2 separate regions of the Homo sapiens genome follow, and region 2 is linked to region 1. Evidence: read pairs that join two places in POLR2A ChIA-PET (ENCODE). Cell type or tissue: HepG2. All regions are shown on one strand. Links, peaks and the distances in the headings refer to the core of each region. The heading gives the core; the rest is flanking DNA. Region 1 overlaps CMC2 (C-X9-C motif containing 2). Region 2 has its middle 25 kb from the start of ARLNC1.

Evidence for each region. ChIA-PET counts read pairs that join two places held together with the same protein. Peaks named below come from ENCODE experiments on the same cell type or tissue, not always from the same donor. Only the 100,000 strongest peaks of a DNase experiment are listed, where the experiment ranks them.
Region 2: POLR2A ChIA-PET joins it to region 1 with 6 read pairs; 2 of 35 experiments call an interaction of 5 or more read pairs at or near these places.

What each region holds. Positions count from the first base shown.
Region 1 is chr16:80,986,691-80,998,399 of GRCh38, forward strand. It overlaps CMC2 (C-X9-C motif containing 2), which reads right to left. Exons shown (of 4, transcript NM_020188.5): 2 at 10,624-10,739. The coding sequence starts at 10,704. Among named protein-coding and RNA genes, the nearest start is that of CMC2, 14 kb to the right of the region's middle. In HepG2, for the core only: no CTCF peak of the experiment used is centred there; DNase peaks (open chromatin) are centred at 4,409, 5,271, 6,781 and 10,851; H3K4me3 peaks cover 1,247 bases.
Region 2 is chr16:80,911,303-80,923,011 of GRCh38, forward strand. No RefSeq gene overlaps it. Among named protein-coding and RNA genes, the nearest start is that of ARLNC1, 25 kb to the left of the region's middle. In HepG2, for the core only: no CTCF peak of the experiment used is centred there; a DNase peak (open chromatin) is centred at 3,309; H3K4me3 peaks cover 525 bases.

The sequences.
Region 1 (11,709 bases), core at 3,039-11,038:
CACAGGAAGAGGTGAGGCAGATGGAGGAATTAAAGATGACACTGGCTTTCAGCCAAGAATGACAGTGGAAGTTTTAAAAAGAGATAAGATAAATTTGTATCTGGACATGTTGAGTTTATTGGTGGAACAGTTAAGTCCACTATCTAGCTGAGATAAACCTGGAACTCAGAGAAAATCTGAGCCAGAGATACAGATTTGGGAGTTACTGAAACCAGGAAAGCGAATGATTTTTTGCAGGAAGGTGTAGCCTAGGGTATCCTGAAGAGTGGCCAAAAAAACTTAAGGAAAACCAGGGAAGAGAAAGTTATGGTAGAAGCCTGTGGAAGAGTGTTTTGAGAGGGAATCAATTGCTGCTGGGAGAAAAGTGAGGTAACTACTGAAAACATCCACCAAATTTGCCAGTAGTGCAGTCATTAGTGATCTTGAAAGTTTTGGGACCCTAGTGAGGGTAGAAGCCAACCTGAAAGAAGAAAGCAGTATTCTTTCAATAGCTCTGAAAGGGACGCTAACACAAGATACCAGAAGGCTGGGATTATGGGAAGGAATCTTATGTATTTATTTTCTCACGATGGAAAAAAAGTGGGCATTTCAAAATGCTAATAAGAAGAAGAGAAAAAGGGAAAATACAAAAATTTTTAAATGGTGGAAAAACCCAGTACTTAGTGAGTTTATCTCTGGATGGTTGAACAAAAGGTAATTTTTGTTTGCTTTATACTTTCCTACTTTTTTAACACTATCTAAAATGATATGTATTATTTACATATTACTTTTATAAATCAGAAAAAATACACAAGGATTTCCAAGTAGCTTTGACGAAATAAGCTGTTCTAAATTCTGTATTTTACCTTCAGATGCAAAGAATATCTAAGTCTTGCTGACAAATTTAGGCAAAATAGGCCAGTAGATCAGAAGCCACCCACAGACACCTGAAAGCTGTGGAAATAACACTTGCCTGCAAAGATCACAGCAGAACTATAAAAGCACGGAAAGAATGATAAAAGCACAGCAAGGTAGGCTATTTGGAGATAAAACACTCATGCACTTCAAGCAGGTTGGAGAGCACTGCAGCATTCCAGCACAGACAGGGGTATTCAGGAAGACTAATCAACAAAAAAGACTAAAACAGAATTACACAAACTCAGGGCTAGAAGACATCTTAGGTAATATAATTCACTCGATTTATTAATTAAATAACTGGGATCAGGCCAGGCACAGTGGCTCATGCCTGTAATCCCAGCACTTTGGGAGGCCAAGGTAGGAGGACAGCTTGAAGCCAGGAGTTTGAGATGAGCCTGGGCAACACAGGAGAGCCTGTCTCTAGGAGGAAAAAAAAAAAAAATTGAATTAGCCAGGCATGATGGCACACACCTGTACTCCCATCTGCTCAGGAGGATGAGGCAGAAGGATCACTTGAGCCCAGGAGTTCAAGGCTGCTGTGAACTTTGATTGTGCCACCGCACTCGAGCCTGGGTGACAGAGTGAGACATCCTCCCGATAAACTTTTAATTAACTTTTCCCCCCCAGATATAGACCTGCAGAATTATGGTTGTTTTAAGTCACTAAGTGGTGGTGGTGTTGCTGTTGAGAGACATGGTCTCACTCCGTTGCCCAGGCTGAAGTGCCGGAGTGACATCATAGCTCACTATACACTCAAACTCCTGGGCTCAATTTAACACTTAAAAAGTGCAAGTCTTCAGAAAGATCAGTTAGGTAAAGTATTTCTTGATGACAGCAGATGTCTTTAAAAACATTTGTCAATTTCAAACTTGAAGAAAAGTTCCAAGAACAGTACAAAGAATTTCCAAATAGTAACATTTCACCAAATTTGCTTTATCCTTCTAGCTCTTACATATACACCCGAGCTTTTCTTCTGAACCGAGTAAGTTGCAGATATGATGCACGTTTCCTAAAAAAAACAAGGACTTAAATTTAAGTCTCCATACGATTACCAAAATTAGGAAATTAACATTAACACTAGTATCTAATTTATAGACCTTATTCAAATTTCACCAATTTGCCTAATAATATCATTCATGCAAAAGGCAAAAAAAGTTGGGTGGGTTTTTTTTCCCGATCCAGGATTGCCATTGCATTTAGTTGTCACGTCTTTTTAGTCTTTTTTTTTTCCAACTCTAAACAATATTTTTCTTATCTTTAATCTTTATTTGAAACAGCTTGTCTCTTTTTTCTTTCATTACCTTAACATTTTAAAGAGTACAGGCCAGTTATTTTGCAAAATGCTCCCCCACGTGGGTTTGTCTGGTGTTTCTTCACAACTCGATTCAGGTCGTGACTTTTTGGCAGGAATACCCTAGAAGTGATGTTGTGTCTTCAGTGTATCACATCAAGAGGCACATGGCAATTTGTCCCATTATTGATGTTAACTTTTATTACCTAGGTAAGAAGCTACCTGCCAAGTTTCTACACCGTATTCGTTTTTCCTCTCTAATTATTATGGGGACACACTTTGAGACCATTTAACTATCCAATTATTTCCTCAAACTTTTCACCCACTAGTATGAGGATCTATTAATGATTACTGACTAAATCAATTACTACTACAACAGTTAACAAAAAGTGATTTTCTAATTCTAGCACTCCTCTTATATTTTAGTTGGCATTCTACTGTAAGGGAAACTTTCCCTTCTCATCCATTTATATATTTATATGAGTTTGGACTCATGGATCCTTATTCAATTGATTATATTATTTTCATTACTTTGATGCTCTGCCCCATTTTTGGCCAGTGGGAATCCCTTCAAGCTAGCCCCTGTCCTTTTAACAGTCCCTATCATTCTTTGATAAATGTCATACTTTCTGGTACAAGATGTTGCAGGTTCTTCTTGTTCTTTCCCAGCCCTAGCCCTACAATCAGTCATTTCTCCAAGGATCCCTGTTTCTGTTTACGGAAGAGCGGTATTTAAAAAACAAAATCTGGGCGTTACGTATGCTCATTGCTACAGGAAAACATATATTGAATATATACATGAAACAAACATAGACACACATTATCTATTCTACATCTTATATATATTGAAAACCATGAGTTCACACTGATACCTCTAATTCCAATCCAACATCACAGGATACATCCTAGTCTTTCCACTTCTATATTTATGACAGTAAGAAACCTGTCTCTTTTCGTCTACAATATGTTTACTTATTTGCTCAGTCTTGGAATACACAGAATACATAGAAGCCAGTGTCAGAACTGCCAATCCACACTGCTGCAAAATCCATACTACTAACAACAGCTCTACTTTGTCTTTAGCCTACGTTCAAATTACTTGGGTTAGTTCATTTTTTTCTTTAGTGTAATTAGATGACTCATTTCAAGTAAGTTTGTTTGGTTTTGCTTGTATTCCATTTTTGAGTTTTCTTCCCAACTCTGCTCATCCTTTTTTTCATTCCCTCCCCTTTTTTTGAGTATATGAAACATTAACAAAGTTCAAACAGCATGAATTATACAAAACATATAATTTTTTTCTGTTGTTTTTTGAGACACAGTCTCACTCTGTCACCCAGGCTAGCGTCCAGTGACACAGTCTCAGCTCACTGCAACCTCTGTCTCCCAGGTTCAAGTGATTCTCCTGCCTCAGCCTCCTGAGTAGCTGGGATTACAGGGGTCCGCCACCACGCACAGCTAATTTTTTATTTTTGGTAGAGATGAAGTTTTGTGATGTTGGCCAGGCTGGTCTCAAACTCCTGGACTCAAGTGATCTGCCCGCCATGGCCTCCCAAAGTGCTGGGATTACAGGCATGAGCCACCGCCACCGGCCAAAAGATTTTGTAAAAGTGTCACTCCTCCACTCTCTCTGCTTTGCTCCTACCAACCTCTCAGAACGTAATCAATCTCATTAGCTTCTGGTTATCTTGTTTCTTTTTGCACAAATGAAGAGATACAAATATGTTTTGCTATCTTCTCCTCCTTTTTTATACAAACGCTAGGATACTATAAATACTGTTTTGTCCTTTGACTTCTTCACGAAATATATCCTGGAAGTCATTACATGTTGGTTCAAAGAAATTTTTTTTTCTTCTTTTCAGAGGCAGGGTCTTACTCTGTCACCCAGGCTGGAATGCAGTGGCACAATCATGACTTACTGCAGCCTTGACCTCCCAGGCTCAAGTGATCCTCCCACCTCAACCTCAGCCTCCTGAGGAGCTGGGACTACAGGCATGTGTCATCTAGTGACATAATTTTTTTTAATTTTTTCTAGAAACAGGTGTCTCACTATGTTGCCCATGTAGGTCTTGAACTCCTGGGCTCAAGCAATCCTCCCGCCTCAGACTCCCAAAGTGCTGGGATTACAGGACTGAGCCACCAAGCCTGGCTTTTTTTTTTTTTTTTAACAGCTGCACTGCCAACTGAAAGACTCTCAGTGGCCAAAGCTGGAACAATTTGAGCAACAAAACAAAGTAGTATTGGATTATAACCCAAGGTATAAAGTAAATATACATGAGTCCATACTGACATAAGTAAATAAATGGGGGAGAACAGGCAACTCTCCAGAACAGAATTCCACAAGATTATGTAGATACTCCACCACCTTGGAGGAACAGGGTAACTTCCCAGTCCTTACGTGTAGGCTGCACACAGTGACTTCCTTCCAAAGAGTTATGAAAAGGGAGAAAAAGAGTAACTTCAAAGCAGAGAAACCTAGCCACGTGCAATAGCTCACATCTGTAATACCAGCACTTTGGTAGGCTAAGGCAGACAGATTGCTTGAGCCCAGGAGTTCAAGACCAGCCTGAGCAACATGGCGAAAACCCGTTCTCTACAAATATACAAATACAAAAAATTATTCGAGCATGGTGACGTGGCCTGTAGTCCCAGCTACTCGGGAGGGTGAGATGAGAGGATCACCCAGGCCCAGGAGGTTGAAGCTGCAGTAAGCCAAAATGACACTACTGCACTCCAGCCTGGAAGACATAGTGGACCCTGTCTCCAAAAAAAAAAAAGGTACAGAAACCTAACACGTATCTCAGCCAGGTGATCAACGTCAACATTAACAGTGATAAATTATGTTGTAGTATGCAGCCTTGATGAAAATGTACTTTACCTCTGTGGTCTTCATCCGAAAACACATGATCCCAATCCAATTATGAGGAAAACAAGACAAATTCAAACAGAGGAGCATTCTACCAAATACCTGGCCATTATGCCTCAAACCTTTTCGGGTCATCAAAAACAAAGAAAATGTCACAGATAACAGGAGCCTAAAGAGTGACAAGAACTAAGTGTAATGTGTATCCTGGACGGAATCCTGTAACAGAGAAAAGACATTAGGTAAACACTAACCTGAAGCAATCTGAGTAAGCATGGACTTTAAATAACGATCATGTATCAATATTGGTTTATTAACTGTAACAAACACCTTATCAATGTAAGATGTTAATAATAAGGGACACTAGATGTGAGGTATATGGGAACTCCCTGTACTGCATTCACAATTTCTCTGTAAATCTAAAACTGTTCTAAAAAAACAAAGTCTATTTAAAAATAAAAATTACAAAACAGCTGTATAGTGCTCCATTGTGTGGATGCACCATAGGTCGTTCAACTACTTTACGTTGGGAAAGTGTGTTCCCAACATTTTCCAAGTGCAAACAACACTGCAGTAAATAACTCTATGCATACATTTTTTCATACTGTTAGAGTTATACTTTTAAGATAAATTCCTATAAGTGGGACTGATGGATTAAAAAGCAAATATACGGCAGTTTTGCTACAAGGCAGCAAATTCCTCTCTATAAAGATTATAACAATTTGCAGTCCCATCAGAAATGTATGAGGGTATACAGTGTTGCCAACAGAATGCGCTGTCACACTGTTTAATTTGGCCCCCCTGCAGATAAGTAATGGTATGTTCAGTATATTTAATTTGTATTTCTCTAATTATTGAGGTTGAACATCTTCTCATGTTTAAAGGCCATCTTTTCTTTTTTTTTTAAATTGTCTCTCATGCTTTTGCTCATTTTTCTCTCTGATTTTTGGCCTCTTATTCCCCCTCCTTTTTTTTTTTTTTTTTGTGTAAAGACAGGGTCTCACTTTGTCACACAGGCTGATGTGTTGTACTGCAGCCTCAAACAACTGGGTAAGTGATCCTACTACCTCAACCTTCCAAGTAGCTAGGACTACAGGCATGTGCCATGCCCGGCCACTTTTATTTTTATTTTTTGTAGAGACAGGATCTTGCTATGTTGCCCAAGCTGGTCTGGAACTCCAGGCCTCAAACGATCCTTTATCAATCTTTGATTTTATTGTCTCTGGAATTCAGGGTCCTTACTTAGGCACACTTTCCCCACACCTAGGTTATATAAGAATTTATCCAGGTTTCTTAGTGTTTGTATCGTTTCATTTTTGACATTTAGATGTCTGCCCCATTAGTTGATTCATATGTATGGTATTCTAACTTTTTCCAAACAGCTATGTAATTGTCCCCATGCTATTTACTTAAAAATCTATTTTCCAGACTTCTGCTTCTAGCCATGAAAGAACAAACTGAATATATAAAACAACTATTTTCAGATATTGGGACAACAGACTACAGGACTGTGATAACTGAAAGAAAAAAACAAAACAAAGTGAACCCTACATTCACCTAGCTTTCTACCCACAGACAATTTCCAAACCATGTAGCAGAGAACAGAACTCAAGAGGAGAATGGTAGTTTCACCGAGCAGAGGAGGCAAACGTCAGAGGAATTCGGGCAGGCTGGGGCAGCCGGAATTTGTGAGGTAGAGATAAGCAGCAAAAGAACTCCAGAAATCTACATGGAGCTGCCTTGAGTCACTGACTGAGTATTCACTACACATGTATTGGGTGACTTTCACAATGCCATAGTCACTACGAAGAACAATTACAGCAGCTACAAGCTGAAAAACGCAGAGCTCACACAGGGCTGGGAGTCAATGGAGTCCTTATAAGCCAAAGTAGAGATCTCATTGAATATGCAAGTCAATCAGTAAAGAATCCTAATTTAGTAATTGGGCTAAGCTAACTCTAGAGTAAAGACTATGCCAGCTATGCCCTAAAAATATGTAAAAACACGAACTGCCTGCTGATACAAAAGATAAAATCCAAGTCATCAACAATGTTCAGCCTCAAAAAACAAAAAACCAGTAAACAAGTTTTTTGTAGAAAATGACAAGCTGATTCTAAAATTAATATGGAAATGAAAGTACTTAGAATAGCCAAAACAACTTTGAAAAAAGAACAAAATTGGAGGATTTATACTATATGACTGAGACTTACTACAAGGCAACAGTAATTAAGACAGCATGGTACTGGTGTTAAGAAGAGACATATAAATCAGTGAAACAGACTAGAGAGCCCAGAAATAGACCCACTCACATATGGTAAATTGATTTTTGACAAAGGGACCATGGTAAATCAGCAGGGATAGAACAGTCTCTTCAACATATGGTGTTGAGACAACTGGCTACCCACAGGCAAAGAAAATCAACTTCAACTCACACCTCATACTATACACAAAAATTAACTTGAAATCTCAGATAAGAATACACAAATATCAAAAGAAAAAAATGAAATTAACTTGAAACGAATCATAGACCAATGTAAAGCTAATACGATAGAACTAAAAGAAAATACAGGAGTATCTTTGTGACCACAGAATACACAAAGATCCTTAAGACACAAAAAGCACAAACCATGAAAGAAAAAAAAAAGACTTCATCAAATGTACAAGCTACTCTTTGAAACACATCCTAAAGGAAGTAAAAAAAAAAAAGCCACAGAGAAAATATTCACAATACACTTATCAAAGGATTTGTATCCCAAATGATAAAAAGAATGCTTATAACTCAGTCATAAAACAATCCAATTTTAAAATACAGGCAAAAAATTTTATATGAATGGCCAAAGAAGCACATGAAAAGCATGTCAAAATCATTAGTCATCAGGGAAATACAATTTAAAACCAAAAGGAGATACTACTACATATCCACACAATGGCTGAACTTAAAAAGTTTATAATATTAGGCAGTGGTGATGGACAGTGGTAGGAATGTAGAGTAGTATAAAATGGAAAACAGTTTGGTGGCCTTTTATGAAGGTACATATACACTTAACACATGACCTAGTCATTCCATTCCTAGGTATTTACCCAAGAGAAATAAAATGATGTTTACACAAAGACTTGCACATGATGGCTGGGTGCGGTGGCTCATGCCTGTAATCCCAGCACTTTGGGGGGCCATGGCAGGTGGATCACCTGAGATCAGGAGTTCGAGACCAGCCTGACCAACATAATGAAACCCCGTCTCTACTAAATATACAAAAATGAGCCAGGTGTGGTGACACACACCTGTAATCCCAGCTCCTCAAGAGGCTGAGGCAGGAGAATTGCTTGAACCTGGGAGGCAGAGGTTGCAGTGAGCCAAGATTGGGCCCCTGCACTCCAGCCTGGGTGACAGAGCGAGACTCTGTCTCAAAAACAAATGACTTGTGCATGAATGTTCATAGCAGCTTTATCCAAAATAGCACAGCTGCAAACTGTTTATTTGCCTAAATGTCCATTAATAGGTAAATAAACTGTGGCATATCCATACAATGAACTACTACTCAGAAATAAAAATAAATGAACTAATGACATGTGCAACAGCATGTTATGACCCTCAAAAACATATCATGGTGCAAAATATAGGAATATACAATGTAGGCCAGGTGCAGTGGCTCATGCCTGTAATCCCAGCACTTTGGGAGGCCGAGGCGGGAGGATCACCTGAGGTCAGGAGTTCGAGACCAGCCTGCCCAACATGGTGAAACTCCGTCTCTACTAAAGATAAAAAAAATTAGCCAGGCCTGGTGGCGCACGCCTGTAATCCCAGCTACTAGGCAAACTGAGACAGGAGAAACACTTGAACCTGGGAGGCGGAGGTTGCAGTGAGCCAAGATCGCGCCACTACACTCTAGGTTGGGTGACAGAGTGAGACTCCATCTCAAAAACAAAAAGAATATACGATGTAGTGTAAATTTCTAACAAATTCTAGAACTGCAAAATTCATCTATATCAACAAAAAGTAGTGCAGTGGTTACCTGGGCAAGACGTAAGTTAAGGGTTGGGGACTCACTGCAAAGGGGCACAGGAAACTGATAGAAATGTTTTAGATCTTGACTGTGATGGTGGTTGCATGGGTATCTATATATGACAAAACTCATCAAACTGTATACTTAAAATAGATGCATTTCCTTACATGTAAATTACACCTCAATAAAGTTAATTTTTTAAAATCCATCTTTAGTTCCAGTGATTCAAGAAGCCACCTTTATTATAAGAAATCCATTTGAAAGAAAAAAAAAACAACAACGTTTAAATAGATTTCAATTTAAAAACAGTCATGGACCAAAAAGCAATATACAAATATAAACATAAAACAAAGATTACTTAAAAGCAAGGGTTGAAAAACTCTGCCCCTTAATTTGATTAACCATGGAAATAAATATGATGCGATAATATCCTTATTTATGTCTAGTATTACAAAAAGCACAACATAAATCTAAAGGGCTATACTGGCAAAATCCTCAATAACAAGACTGAAATGTTATTCCACAGAGTCTCTTTCTCTCCGCTGTGCCTCTCTGTTGCCAGACCCTCTCCCCTTTTCTGTCTCTGACTATAACTGACCATATACAAATTGAAATATTCTACTTTAACACAAATAATTAGTTCTTGTTCTTTAAACAGTGAATATTTTATATAGTTTTTACTTTAAAAATCAAAACGTTATGTTTTATTGATGTAGTCTGGCTCATTTGATCTATATGTATAGTGAAATAGCCCAAAAAATATTGTCATCAACAACATTCTTTGAACCAGTAAAAATATCTGACTTCACATTTTATAAGCACTACTTACCACCTTACTTTTGGTCTATAAATTTTACTCATTTAAGTGATACTTTATATTATTATAATTTGATATATCTACAGTTTGTAGACATCATGAGAAAAACTATGCAAAGCTAAAGAAAAAACAAATGCTTCTTGTAACAACGGTGTCATATATCAAACATATAAGGAAAAGCTAAATATTCAACAGCTATAAAAATGTCAGCTTGATTTAATGTATTCCAAATATGGATGGGCTCCTTTTCTATTTTGGTTTTAACCATGTAATTTTACTTCCATTCCACTAACAACTAAACACATCAGATTAAGCCAATCATAAATCTAGTTAATGTCTAATTATATAACACGTTTCTATTACCATTAAACACAGAATGGTAGCCATCAAAGAGCAGATACTTTTAGAATAATTCCATTATAATCAGAAGTGTCAGCGCTGAATATAACTGTTCTAGTGCCCTATAATTAGGAAAGAGAAAGCATTTTATTGTAAGAACATGGATTCCAACTGTTACATACCAGTTCAGACGTTCCCTAACAAACTACCATGTCTGATTTTTACTAATCATAAAAGGAGGTAGTTTGTGTAAAAAAAAGAAAAAAATCGCACATATCAACTGCTAATCTTGACTAAACTCAGACTCCTTACTAAGACATTATCGTTTCCTTCTATCAACGGAGATAACATTTTACATCAGTGGGTTATAACTAAGTTTCATTTTGGCTGTACAGTCGTTTTTCTGAACTCTTACATTTTTGTGACATTCCTTAAGCAAGTTAATCAAGACGTTGCATTCTTCAGTGTGCAAGTGTGGAGATAAGTCAGGATGCATCTTTAGGAGATGAGGATGGATCACAGCAGTGCAACCTGTGGATACAAGAGTGTCTTGAATATGCATAAACACATTTGTTACGCCACCTAAAAGTATCTTCATAAGAACCTCTAGTGACCTTTATCAGAGAAGTATGTTAACCATTAACCAGCTGTGTGACCTCAGGCAAATTATTAAACTTGAGACAAAGCTTTCTAATTCAATGATTTAAGATATTCAGCAAGTTATCAGTAGTATTTAGAGAACCTACAGGTTCAGGAGAAAAGCAGGAAGCCTCAAGAGACCCAATCCCGGAAATAAGCACTAAAGCAGAAACAGCTTGCTTATATTAATAAGCCTGACTTCAAATATTTTCGCCACATTCTCGAAATTAACAACTCATTTTGTTCAGATGAAATTCTACCAATTAAGAGAATTGGCTTATTATTTTAAAATGTATATTATTCTGAGGGTTAAAGGGTCATTAGTCTCATATTAGTGTGAATATAGATTGCTTTTTTCTTAATAGCTGGCTGAAAAAAAAACTAAACAATGAAATGAAACCAGAAGTTGTGAAAAAAAATTTCAAATTTAACAGATATAGCCATAAAACTAATTATTACACTGAAAACATGAAGCTGAAATCCCTGAACTTAAGTTTAATTGGATCATCCACAAGGTGGAAAATTAGCAGCCAAGGTCAAAGGAAAAACATCATGGGCAGCTGTTCTTTTTTTTTTTTTTTTTTTGTAGTCAGGGGTCTTGCTATGTTGCCCAGGCTGGTTTCAAACTCCTGTCCTCAAGTGATCCTCAGCCTCCCAAAGTGTTGGGACAGGCATGAGCTACCGTGCCCCACCTGGGCTTAACCTACTCTAACTCAGAAATGATTACCAAAAGAAAGAACCGATTACCTGCTTTAATTTTTTTTAAAGTTCCAAATAGAAAACAGGAACCAACCCATATCCATTAGGATGGCTACTGCTGAAAAAAAAACAGAAAATAACAAACGCTAAAGAGGATGTGGAG
Region 2 (11,709 bases), core at 1,272-9,271, 77 kb before region 1:
CGGGCGTGGTGGCTCACGCCTGTAATCCCAGCACTTTGGGAGGCCGAGGCAGGCGGATAATGAGGTCAAGAGATCGAGACCATCCTGGCTAACATGGTGAAACCCCGTCTCCACTAAAAAAATTAAAAAAATTAGCCGGGCGTGGTGGCAGTCACCTGTAGTACCAGCTACTCGGGAGGCTGAGGCAGGAGAATGGCGTGAACCTGGGAGGCAGAGCTTGCAGTGAGCCAAGATCGCGCCACTGCATTCCAGCCTGGGTGACAGAGCAAGACTCCATCTCAAAAAAAAAAAAAGAAGAGACAACACAGAATTTGCTCATTCTCAATCTCTCTCCACTATGTAAAGATACAGCAAGAAGGTGGCCATCTACAAACCAGGAAAAGAGACCTCGCCAGGAACCAAATTGGCCAGCACCTTGAGCTTGACGGTCCCAGTCTTCAGAACTGTGAGAAATAAGCTACCCAGTCTATGGTATGTTGTTTAAGCCTGAGAAGACTAAGACAATGTCTATCATCCCCAGACAGGCCATGTCTGTTATATTATTGCTCCTTTATCACTCCCAGGTCTCGCCGGAGACTGATGGCACACCTGAATCGGTTGAGTAAGTACAGGAGGGTTTAGTTACACAAAGGAGTGGGTGTAGGGGCAATAACCAGTACTTACTACCATAGGAGGGGTCAGTTAAGGAAGTCACAAGAGAGACAGCTGTAAAGAATCAGCCCCCTGAGAAAAATCCTGATTGCCAATCATGTAGTCAAAGAGAAAGAGCCAGAGCGGAAGTTGCCTGAGCCCACTTTCCTTCCTCCTTCCCATCTTCTGCTGGGAGACCTCCCCTCCCACTACTTGTCACCATTGGCCAATCCCAACCATAAGCCAGGGGGTACTGGAGCCTGATGCTTTCCATACAATTCAGCCTCTGCAGCCAGAGCAAGATGGAGACGGGTACAGAGCAAAGAGGGGTCTGAACAGGCAGATGGGGGCTATCTGGAACATCCCCCTGGTGCAGTCTGAGCACAAGTGTGCAATTATTATTTGTTAAGTTAAGTTGGTTAAATGACCCTAAACTAACTCTCTACACCTGGAGTCTGGCTACAGAGGCAGATCTTGAGGACTTTGTACACCTCCTCCTTTGCTCTAAAGGGGAACCTGCAGAAATGATTCCTATGCTCTTGTTTTGCTACCATGTAACCTTTGACAGTCAGCAACATGTTGTTCAACAACCACAAATCCTGCCACCCACTCCAAGGACATCTAGGTACTATTCCCGATTTAGACAAAGAAAGGCAACTAGTCTTGGGTCCCTGTCTCTAAGACAGGTATTCCGTGTCTGCTCTGTAGGAATATGTTCTAGAAAAGCCGACCTCTCCATGGAGAGGTCAAATTTCTCCACCTCCCCCACGCCCCATTCTCTCAACCCTTTATTTAAACACATTTCTCTATTCAAGGCATATCGGTTGAGGGCCAACCTGGGATTTAGAGTATAGTGGCCACAGAAAGGCATCACCCAGATCTCCTGCTGAAGGAACAAAGTTGGCTCATGTTCACCCTGAGGCTGTGCTTCTACCAAGCTTACTCCACCCAGTGACTGAGCACAGCACAGTACAGTGCCAACCCCTTCTTGAGGATTTGGGACTCCTCTAAGGGTAACTTTACCTCCTTATCAACCTGGAAAAAAATGTTCTTAAACGTGTGCTGTGGTCTGAGGCTCTTTCTGCCCAATTCCCCTTCCTTTTCAACTCTCCTTTCACAGGTATTGAAGGCTCATCCTGGCTCTTCCTGCTTCTCCAAGACCTGAACTGTCACCCAGAACCTGGATGTTTGACAAACTGGATAGGCTACTGCTGCCTACAGTCAGGTGTTTGCATGAGTTTGCATGCCTATCAATACAAGCAGGCTTTAATCTTTTTGTTTTTATTTGATGTGATTTGTTGGTAAAAGCAGATGGTAGGATTTGGAGTTTGGAGATGGAAAAGAGCAGGTGGATGGAGGGGTTGCCATGGTGACTGTCTGCTTGCCTAGCGTTAGAAGTCAGTTTTCAGCTTGCATGGAAGAATGGCTAATGGCCAGAAGTTGAAGGAGCTATGTACAAAAAAGACGATTTGAGAAATTGGGCATAAGCAGTCCCACATGACCAAAAGTGATGGTCAGGAAAAAGGACAGTCACACTCACAGTTGACCACAAACCACAACACACCAGCAGAAATGGCTATGCCCAGTGGGAATCATTTTCATTGAGGATTGTATCAGTCAGCTATTGCTGTGTAACAAATCACCTGAACACTCCAAAACTCAGTGGCTTAAAATAACAATCATTTATTATCATTCATATGTCTACAAGTCAGCTAGAGTTTGGCTGATATCGGTTGGGCTCTACTGAGGCACATCTGCGTCACATATCTCTCATCTTCTTCCTTGGACTACCTGTCCAGCCAAGGCATGTTCGTCTCATGATGCAGTGAAAGATGAGGGAAGAAGACCAAGTTGGTAACCTCTTAACTTCTGACACTACTTTCTATTAGAGACACTCTGATGTTTCCATGGCCCTTTTCCAATGGTCCAAGGAAGCCATGGAGATGGGCTTGGCGGCAAAGAGTATAAAGTGGACTCTGAGCCATAAAGTGGACTCTGAGCCAATTCGACTTAACACTGCCACAAACTTTCTCATTCTGCCAGTGTGGTATGATGTGAACTACATGGAATTTTGAAATCACAGAGACCCAAATTCCAATTCTGTCTCTTACCCTCATTAACTAGAGAACATGGGTGACCTATTTTAACCTCATAGAGTGGAGTTTCGATTTCCAGATCTATAAAATGGGGATTATGATACACACCTCTTGCGGTGGTTTTAACTTGGGTTGATTTGATCAGATAATGTATGTACAAATTTTTGCAAACAATAAAGACTATAAAATGATAGTTAGTTTGGTATAATTATAAGGAAAATCACCCTCTTATGAGAGTACATCTATCTAGCACATTGCTTTCTGGAAATGGCTAGTTCTATATTTACTCACTCCAAAAAAGGGAAATTGATTCTTGGGTCTTTGTTGCAATGTTACGCCCCTACAAATGTAAGGGCCAAAACCTCCCTGCGTGACTTGATGGTGAAGCCATTTCAAATGGAAGAACACAAAGCATCCTATTTTGGGGACAGTTTTTGCCACTCAGAAAACCTGTCATTAATGACCTGTCTGTCACCTGTGTCTACGGTCCTCTTTGATAAATTGCACGGGTGTTGAAACCACAGGCGAGCAAATGTTCAATGCACAATGAGATACAAAGAGACCAAGCAAGAGGCCGGGTGGGTCCCGAGCAAAGGTCTTCACTCAAAATGGTTAAGCAAAAAAGTGACTCATTGACATAAAACAGAAAAGATCAGAGCTATGGCAGACAGAGGTGTGGCCAGATTATGGAACTTGAACAATGTCACTGGCTTTTCTCTGCCTTTTTCTTCTCCTTGTGTTGGCTACAGCTCAGAAAGATTTTCCCTCACATTTTCCCAGGTTCGAGTCCTGCATAAAAAGAGAGAAATTCTCTTCCGGGTAGCTCCTGGGCAAGTCCTGGGTTTCACTCTGATTTGACCAACTTGGGTCATATGCTCATCCTTCAACCAATCATTTGGCCAGGATAGGGCAATGCTGATTAGTGCAGTTCTAGGTCTCATGCCCGTCACTGGAGGAAGAGAGACGGGGCCTCAGCCAAACACCTGGCCTGGAAATGGGGGTAAGAGTTGAAGCCCAAACAAAAATCAGAGACTCCTGCCATTCCACTATAGACAGGTGCAGGGGGTCTTTGGCACTATACCAAAATCATGTACATCCCCATAATAATCATTTGCACTTCAAAGCGACTTCCTCATCCACTAGTCCCTTTGTGCTTCACACTAACCATGGGCAGAAGGATTGTGGCTTTCCAGAGAGAGCTCCTGACTTCCGAATGTTGACACTTGTTCTTATTCTGTCTGCTTTCCCACTCCATTCTCCGCCCTTCCATGTGACACCAGAAGCCAACCCTATGGACCACATCACAGGACTCCCTTATTAAATTAGTGTCCTGTGCCTGCTGTAACAAATGACCACAAACTTAGTGGCTTAAAACAACACTGATTTATTCCTAAAGTTCTGGAGGCCAAATATCCAAAATGAGTCTTATGATTTAGCATGAACTTATGAGTCTAAAATTAACATATTAGCAGGTCTGGCCCCTTTTAGAGGTTCCTGGGGAGAATCTCCTGGGCAGAATACATTCCTTGCCTCTTCCAGCTTCTAGAGGCCACTGACAGTCCTTGGCCCTTGGCTACTTCCATTGTCACATCAGCACCTCTCATCCTTCCTCTCGTGATTTCTTCTTTCTCTTACAAGAGCCCTTGTGATTACACTGGGACCACCCAGATAATCTAGTTTAATCCCCTCATCTCAAGAACTGAATTCAATTACATTTGCAAAGCCCCTTTTACCATGTAAGGTAACACAGTCACAGGTTATGGGTATTTGGTCATTATTCTCTCTTCCAAATTACCCTTCTGTTGTTAGTTGGGTTCAACCAACAGGAAGCACATGCAGGTGACCACAGGGTAGAAGGAGAGAGATGGCCTCCTATGCTCCCTCCCTGCCAAGACAGATTTGGGTGTGGCTACTTCCTCTATGAACACACCTCTTCTCTATCTGCCCTTTAACCCCAGCTTACATGAGGTTCCTTCCAGCACCCCATTCCTTCCTCTTGCCCACCACCGTGCCCGGCCAAGAACACTTTAAAACACTGTTCCTGGCAAGGCACGGTGACTCACGCCTGTAATCCCAGCACTTTGGGAGGCCGAGGCGGGTGGATCGCATGAGGTCAGGAGCTGAAGACCAGCCTGGCCAAGATGGTGAAACTCCATCTCTACTAAAAATACAAAAATTAGCCGGGTGTGGTGGCAGCCACCTACAATCCCAGCTACTCAGGAGGAGGGTGAGGCAGAGAATTGCTTGAACCCGGGAGGCGGACGTTGCAGTGAGCCGAGATCGAGCCACTGCAGTCGAGCCTGGGCTACAGAGAGAGACTCCATCTCAAAAACAAAAAAAAGGAAGGAGGCAATGAGAGAAACATGAAAACAGAAGCAGGGTTACAGAGATGCTTTGTTGCTGACTTTGAAGGTAAAAAGAGGCCATGAGCCAAGGAAATGTGGGCAGCCTTCAAAAGCTGGGAAAAGCAAGGAAGCGTATTCTCCCCTACAGCGTCCAGCCCTGCCACGATGACCCACTTCCCATGCAAAGAATGGGACATGTCCGTTTGAGGTAGCCCTTGGATTTTCCTTTCGTCATATTCCTAGGCAAGGTACTAGTTTCAGACTCCCAAGCCAAGTGCCACAGTGCCTGTTCCATGCCATGTAATGTTTCTGCTTCCCAGGCCTACCACTTGCCAGATGCCTCCAGGCTTCTATCTTCATGACTGTCACTGCCCCACCTTCCTTTTTTTTTTTTTTTTTTTTTTTTGAGACACAGTCTCGCTCTGTCACCCAGGCTGGAGTGCAGTGGCACCATCTTAGCTCACTGCAAGCTCCGCCTCCGGGTTCACGCCATTCTCCTGCCTCAGCCTTACTAGTAGCTGGGACTACAGGCAACTGCCACCACGCCCAGCTAATTGTTTTTGTATTTTTAGTAGAGATGGGGTTTCACTGTGTTCGCCAGGATGGTCTCGATCTCCTGACCTCGTGTTCTGCTCGCCTCGGCCTCCCAAAGTGCTGGTATTACAGACGTGAGCCACGGTGCCCGGCCCCTCTTCCATTTTTTAGAACACCTGTGATTACATTGGGTACACCTGGATAATCCAGGTTACTCTCCCATCTTAAGGTTAGTAACTAGCAACCTTAATTCCATCTGCAACCTTAATTTCTCCTTGCCATGTAGGATAACATATTTGCAGGTTTGGGGGATTCGGACAGGTATCTATCTTTAGGAGGCAATACTCCAGGGTTAAAGACTTGTGATTTTCTTTGCACAGCACCCAAACAACCCCAAATTGGTAAGAACAACCCCAAATTTCCTTTGGAAGGACATCTCTTTCTAATTCTCAATCCAGGGCCTTGGAAAAGGGTAACCTCCCTACCCCACCCACCCCGCTGCCCATCTCTATGTGAGTGAGCGCATGGCGCAAGTCTAATCATTTCTGTTTCTGCCCCAAGTCCCAGGGATTGAGTGAAGCAGTTCAGTCAAATGAGAATCAGCCCAAGACCTTCTCAGGAACTAATGGACAAGAATTTCTTTCTTTCTGCCAAGCTTACTATTGGATATTAGATGAGTGTTCTAAATCCTTCACTCTCTCCTGCATGTGACCTTGCAGTGCATGCGGGTAGCTGGGGTTTGTTTCCCCACCCCAAGTGACTTATTTTGGCCATTGGGATGTAGTCAGAAATGACAGTGCATGATTCCTAGTCAAACTATTGAGAGGCATCCCATGTTTCCACTGGCATTCTTGAGTTCCCACCATGTGCCATGAGCAGAAGAGTCCATGGACAGATGCAGATGCCATGGAAATATAGAGACATATGGAGCAGACCTGATTCCAAACTGCAGCCCTAGAGCCAAGCCCAGCCAATCCCCTATCAGGAGCAGAGCTGTCTCAGCCAAGCAGCAGAACTGTGAAATAGAAAAATAAATGCTCAGCCAGGTGCGCTGGCTCACACCTGTAATCCCAGCTCTTTGGAAGGTTAAGATGGGAGGATCAGTTGAGCCCGGGAGTTTGAGACCAGCCTAGGCAACACTGTGAGACCTCATCTCTAAAAAAGAAAGAAAAAAGAAAATAAAATAAAAATCAGCGCTTCTTGTTGTAAGCCATTGAGTTTTGAGGTGTTTTGTTATGCAGCATTATTATGGTAATAGCTGATTAAGATTCTCGTCAAGCTGGTAAGATATAAACCTAGAGTTTCTGGTGGTCATCAGACCAAAATAAGAGAAGAGCCTACATGAAAAGGAAGCCAACAGAAAGAAACAAAGAGTGCTTACATTTAGATTTAAATGACATAATTTCAATAACCAAAGTAGCCCACTCCTAGATTCTACTGAGTTGATTAATTCAAAATGTTTTCAACACATTCTTTTTTGTAAAATGTATAGTAAGTCAGAAAGTGATCAGTGCTACAGAGGGACAAATAATACTGAAAAGAAGAATATGCAATTTGATGGGAGGTGTTAAAATTTTAGATTGGGTGGCCAGGGAAGGTTTCATTGAGAAGGTAACATTTTAGAAAAGACTTGAGTGGGTCATGTGGGTGTCTGCGGGAGCCTTCCAGGCAATGGGAATGGAAAATGCAAAGACCCTGAGACCTAGCCTGGCATGTCTAAACGGCAGTGATCCGGATACGGTGGCTGAAGCAGGAAGGAGAAGGAAGGCAGAGGACCAGGACATGAGGTTAGAGAGTAGGCTGGGTGCACTAATGTCTCCCCAAAATTCATGTCTGCTAGATCCTCAGAATATGACCTTATTTGGAAATAAGGTCATTGCAGATGTAATTAGTCAAGATGGGGTCATATTGCTGTGAACCCTGAATATCTGAGATAGCTCTCAGTTAATTCAGAAAGCTTATTTTGCCAAGGTTGAGGACGCACACCTGTGACACAGCCTCAGGAAGTTTTGATAACATGTGCCCAAGGTAGTCAGCACAGTTTGGTTTTATACAATTTAGGGAGACAAGAGACATCAATCAACATATGTAAGATGAACATTGGTTCAGTCTGGAAAAGCAGGACAACTCAAAGCAGGGAGGGGGCTTCCAGTTCATAGGTACATAAGAGACAAACGGCTGCATTTCTTTGAGTTTCTGATTAGCCTCTCCAAAGCAGGCCATCAGATATGCATTTATCTCAGTGAGCAAACGGGTGACTTTGAATAGAATGGGAGGCAGGTTTTCCCTGAGCAGTTCCCAGCTTGACTTTTCCCTTTAGCTTAGTGATTTGGGGGCCCCAAGAGTTTTTTCCTTTCATACTGGAGTAGGGTGGGTGCTAAGTCCAAAGACTGGTGCCCCTATAAGAAGTCTGTGTAGAGACACACACATGGAGGAGAAGGCCATGTGAGAATGCAGGCAGAGATCGGAGTGATGATGCCACAACCCAAGGAATGCCAAGGATGTCTGGCCACCATCGGAGGCATGAGATCATTCAAGGATGGCTGGCCACCATCGGAGGCATGGGATCGTTTCTCAGACTTCCAACGGGGAGCATGACATCTTGCTTTCAGACACCTAGCTTCCACAACTGGAAAAGAATAGAATTCTGTTGTTTTAAGCCATGAGTTGGTGGTCATTTGCGACATTGGTCCTGAGAAACTAACACAGAGAGGCAACGGGTGGGGGGAACATGTACTGGAGGATCTGGGGGCATAAGAGTCAGATCATCTGATTTGTATTTTAACATGATTGCCCTGAATGCTGTATAGAGATTACCTGTAGCGGGCACAGGCACTGAAGAAGCCACTACAAAAATCTAGGTGAGAGATGATGGAGACCGCTACCATTGAATTAGACTCCAGATAGATCCTGAAAGCAGAACCAACAAGACTTGCTGCCAACTGGACGTACAATATGAGAGAAAAAGAGGCAACAAGCCTGAAGCCAGCGATTTGGGCCTGAGTTACATTAACATGGAGCTGCCATTAATTGAGATGGGAAAACTGTGATGGAGCGGGTTCTGGTGTGCACAGGCGCGATTGGAAGCTCCGTTTGGGACATGCTACGTTTGACAGAGCTATTAGATATCTAAGTGGAGACGCTGCAAAGGCAGTTGGATATTCTAGAGTAGAATTCAAAAAAGAGGTCCCAGCTGGAGATATAAATTTGGAAGCTGTCAGCACATGGATGGGATTAAAACATGAAGTTAGATGAGATCATCTAGGAAGAGAGTGTGGATGGAAAAGAGAAGAGGGGCCGGGTATGGTGGCTCATGCCTGTAATCCCAGCATTTTGGGAGGCCGAGGTGGGTGGATCACTTGAGGTCAGGAGTTCGAGACCACCCTGGGCAACAGGGTGAAACCCTGTCTGTACTAAAAATACAAAAAATGAGCTGGGCGTGGTGGTACACACCTGTAATCCCAGCTACTCAGGAGGCTGAGGCGGGAGAATCACTGGAACCCAGGAGGCAGAGGTTGCAGTAAGCCAAGATCATGCCATTGCACTCCAGCCTGGGAGACAGAATGAGACTCGCCTCAAAAAAAAAAAAAAAAAAAAAAAAAAAGGAAGAAAAAGAAGAGGGCCACAAAATGGGATCTGGGGGACTTGAACCTTTAGAGAGCTCCAGAACGACAGAGATCAAGAAGACTCAGAAATGGGAGGACCAGGAGAGGAGGGTGTCCTGGAAGCCAAGAGAAGAAAGCTTGTCAAGAAGAAAGTGATGGCTGGGGGCGGTGGCTCACGCCTGTAATCCCAGCACTTTGGGAGGCCGAAGTGGGTGGATCATGAGGTCAAGAGATCAAAACCATCCTGGCCAAATGGTGAAACCCCATCTCTACTAAAAATACAAAAATCAGCTGGGCGTGGTGGCACGCGCCTGTAGTCCCAGCTCCTCAGGAGGCTGAGGCAGGAGAATCGCTTGAACCCGCGAGACGGAGGTTGCAGTGAGCCAAGATCACGCCATTGCACTCCAGCCTGGGTGACAGAGCCAGACTCCATCTCAAAAAAAAAAAAGAAGAAAGTGATAAACTGTGCCAAACGCTACTGACAGCACATGCCAGATAGAGACTGAGAAAGGACCATTGGATTTAGTCACAAGGAGGTCACTGTAAACCTGGAGAAGTGAAGTTTCAGTGGAGTAGAGGTATAAAAACCTGGTGAGGGGCGGTTCAAGAATAAGTGGGGCGAGAGAAATTCGAGGCAGCAAGGATGGACAGGTCTTCCCGGAATTCCCTGAACCCATAACGTTTTAATTTTTTCTTAAGTTACTGTGAATTGACTTTCTGTTGCTCATAACAAGAACAAAAGTCTGGGCTAATAGAGGAGGGAGGCAGGAGGCAAAGGAAGGTATTGAGTACCTACTGTGTTCCAGGAACTTCATATACATTATCTCATTTAATTTTAACTTAACTATAATAAACTTGTACCGCAGGTATTATTTATCCCCATATTACAAATAAGAAAACTGAGGCTCAGGGAAATTAACTACTTGTGTATTCAAACTTGCATTCACACCCAGATTGGACTCCAGATCCTACAGCACAGCTATTAGGGGACAACAAATATTGAAGAGAGCAGAAGGCCACTGAGGCCCTGTTTTTGCAACGATATATACAAGTGGTTCTCAACCTTCAGAACTACCCAGAGGGCTTGTCAAACCACAGGTTGCTGGGACCCCTGATTCAGCACTGAGTAGGAGAGGGGAGAGAATCTGCATCTCTAACAGGTTTCCAGGTAAGGCTGCAGGTCCGAGGGCCATACTTTAAGAACCACAGATCATCTATGACATCGCTCTCCCTTGCTCAGGCCCAGGGTCCCTGAAGACCCCACTGAGAACTAAAATCTCTCAGTTCAGTTTATTTCCAAGCTACTAGAGGGAACCCGGCAGCATCATATCAGAATCTCTTGGTCTCTTCTTTTGAATCCCTCCTGAGAACTGACTCTGGGCAGTCAGATAGCAGACACTTAATTTTTTATTTTTTATTTCCACAGGTTATTGGGGAACAGATGGTATTTGGTTACATGAGGAAGTTCTTTAGTAGTGATTTCTGAGATTTTTTTTTTTTTTTGAGACGGAGTTTTTGCTCTTCTTGCCCAGACTGGAGTGCGGTGGAGCGATCTTGGCTCACTGCAACCTCTGCCTCCCAGGTTCAAGCAATTCTCCAGCCTCAGCCTCCTGAGTAGCTGGGATTACAGGCATGCACCACCATGCCTGGCTAATATTTTTGTATTTTTAGTAGAAATGGGATTTCACCATGTTGGCGAGGTTGGTCTCAAACTCCTGACCTCAGGTGATCCACATGCCTTGGCCTCCCAAAGTGCTGGGATTACAGGCATGAGCTACCACGCCTGGCCAATTTCTGAGATTTTGATGCACCCATCACCCAAGCAATACACACTGAACTCAATTTGTAGTCTTTTATCCCTCATCACCTTTCCACCCTTCCCCCCGAGTCTCCAAAGTCCATTGTATCATTCTTATGTCTTTGTATCCTCATAGTTTAGTTTCCACTTATAAGTGATAACCTACGATGTTTGATTTTCCATTCCTGAGTTACTTCACTTAGAATAATGATCTCCAATCCCATCCAGGTGGTTGTGAATGCCATTAATTGATTCCTTTTTATGGCTGAGTAGTATTCCATCGTATATATATATATACCACAGTTTCTTTATCCACTCACTGATTGATGGGCATTTGGGCTGGTTCCACATTTCTGCAATTGTGAATTGGAGACAACAGGCACTTAGTTTAAAATGTCTTGTGTGACTCCCATATTTATCATCATATCGCATAGAATTATTTATCATCATGATTACAAATATGAGATGTGGTTGGCAGAAACAGTTTCTCTGGGAAATCTGATCAGCATGGAGTTTAGGGAGATTGTGCTTCCCAGTTCCCACAGACTGGGCTGCTACAGACAAGACTTCCCAAAATGCACCCCCACATCTTCTGGTTTGCAGCCTCTGTAGCCTGGCATGGAGAACAACCAATCAGTGCTTCACCCAAAACTTACAAAGGAACCCTCCGGCTGAACAGCCTACATTCCTTTGCACTTTCT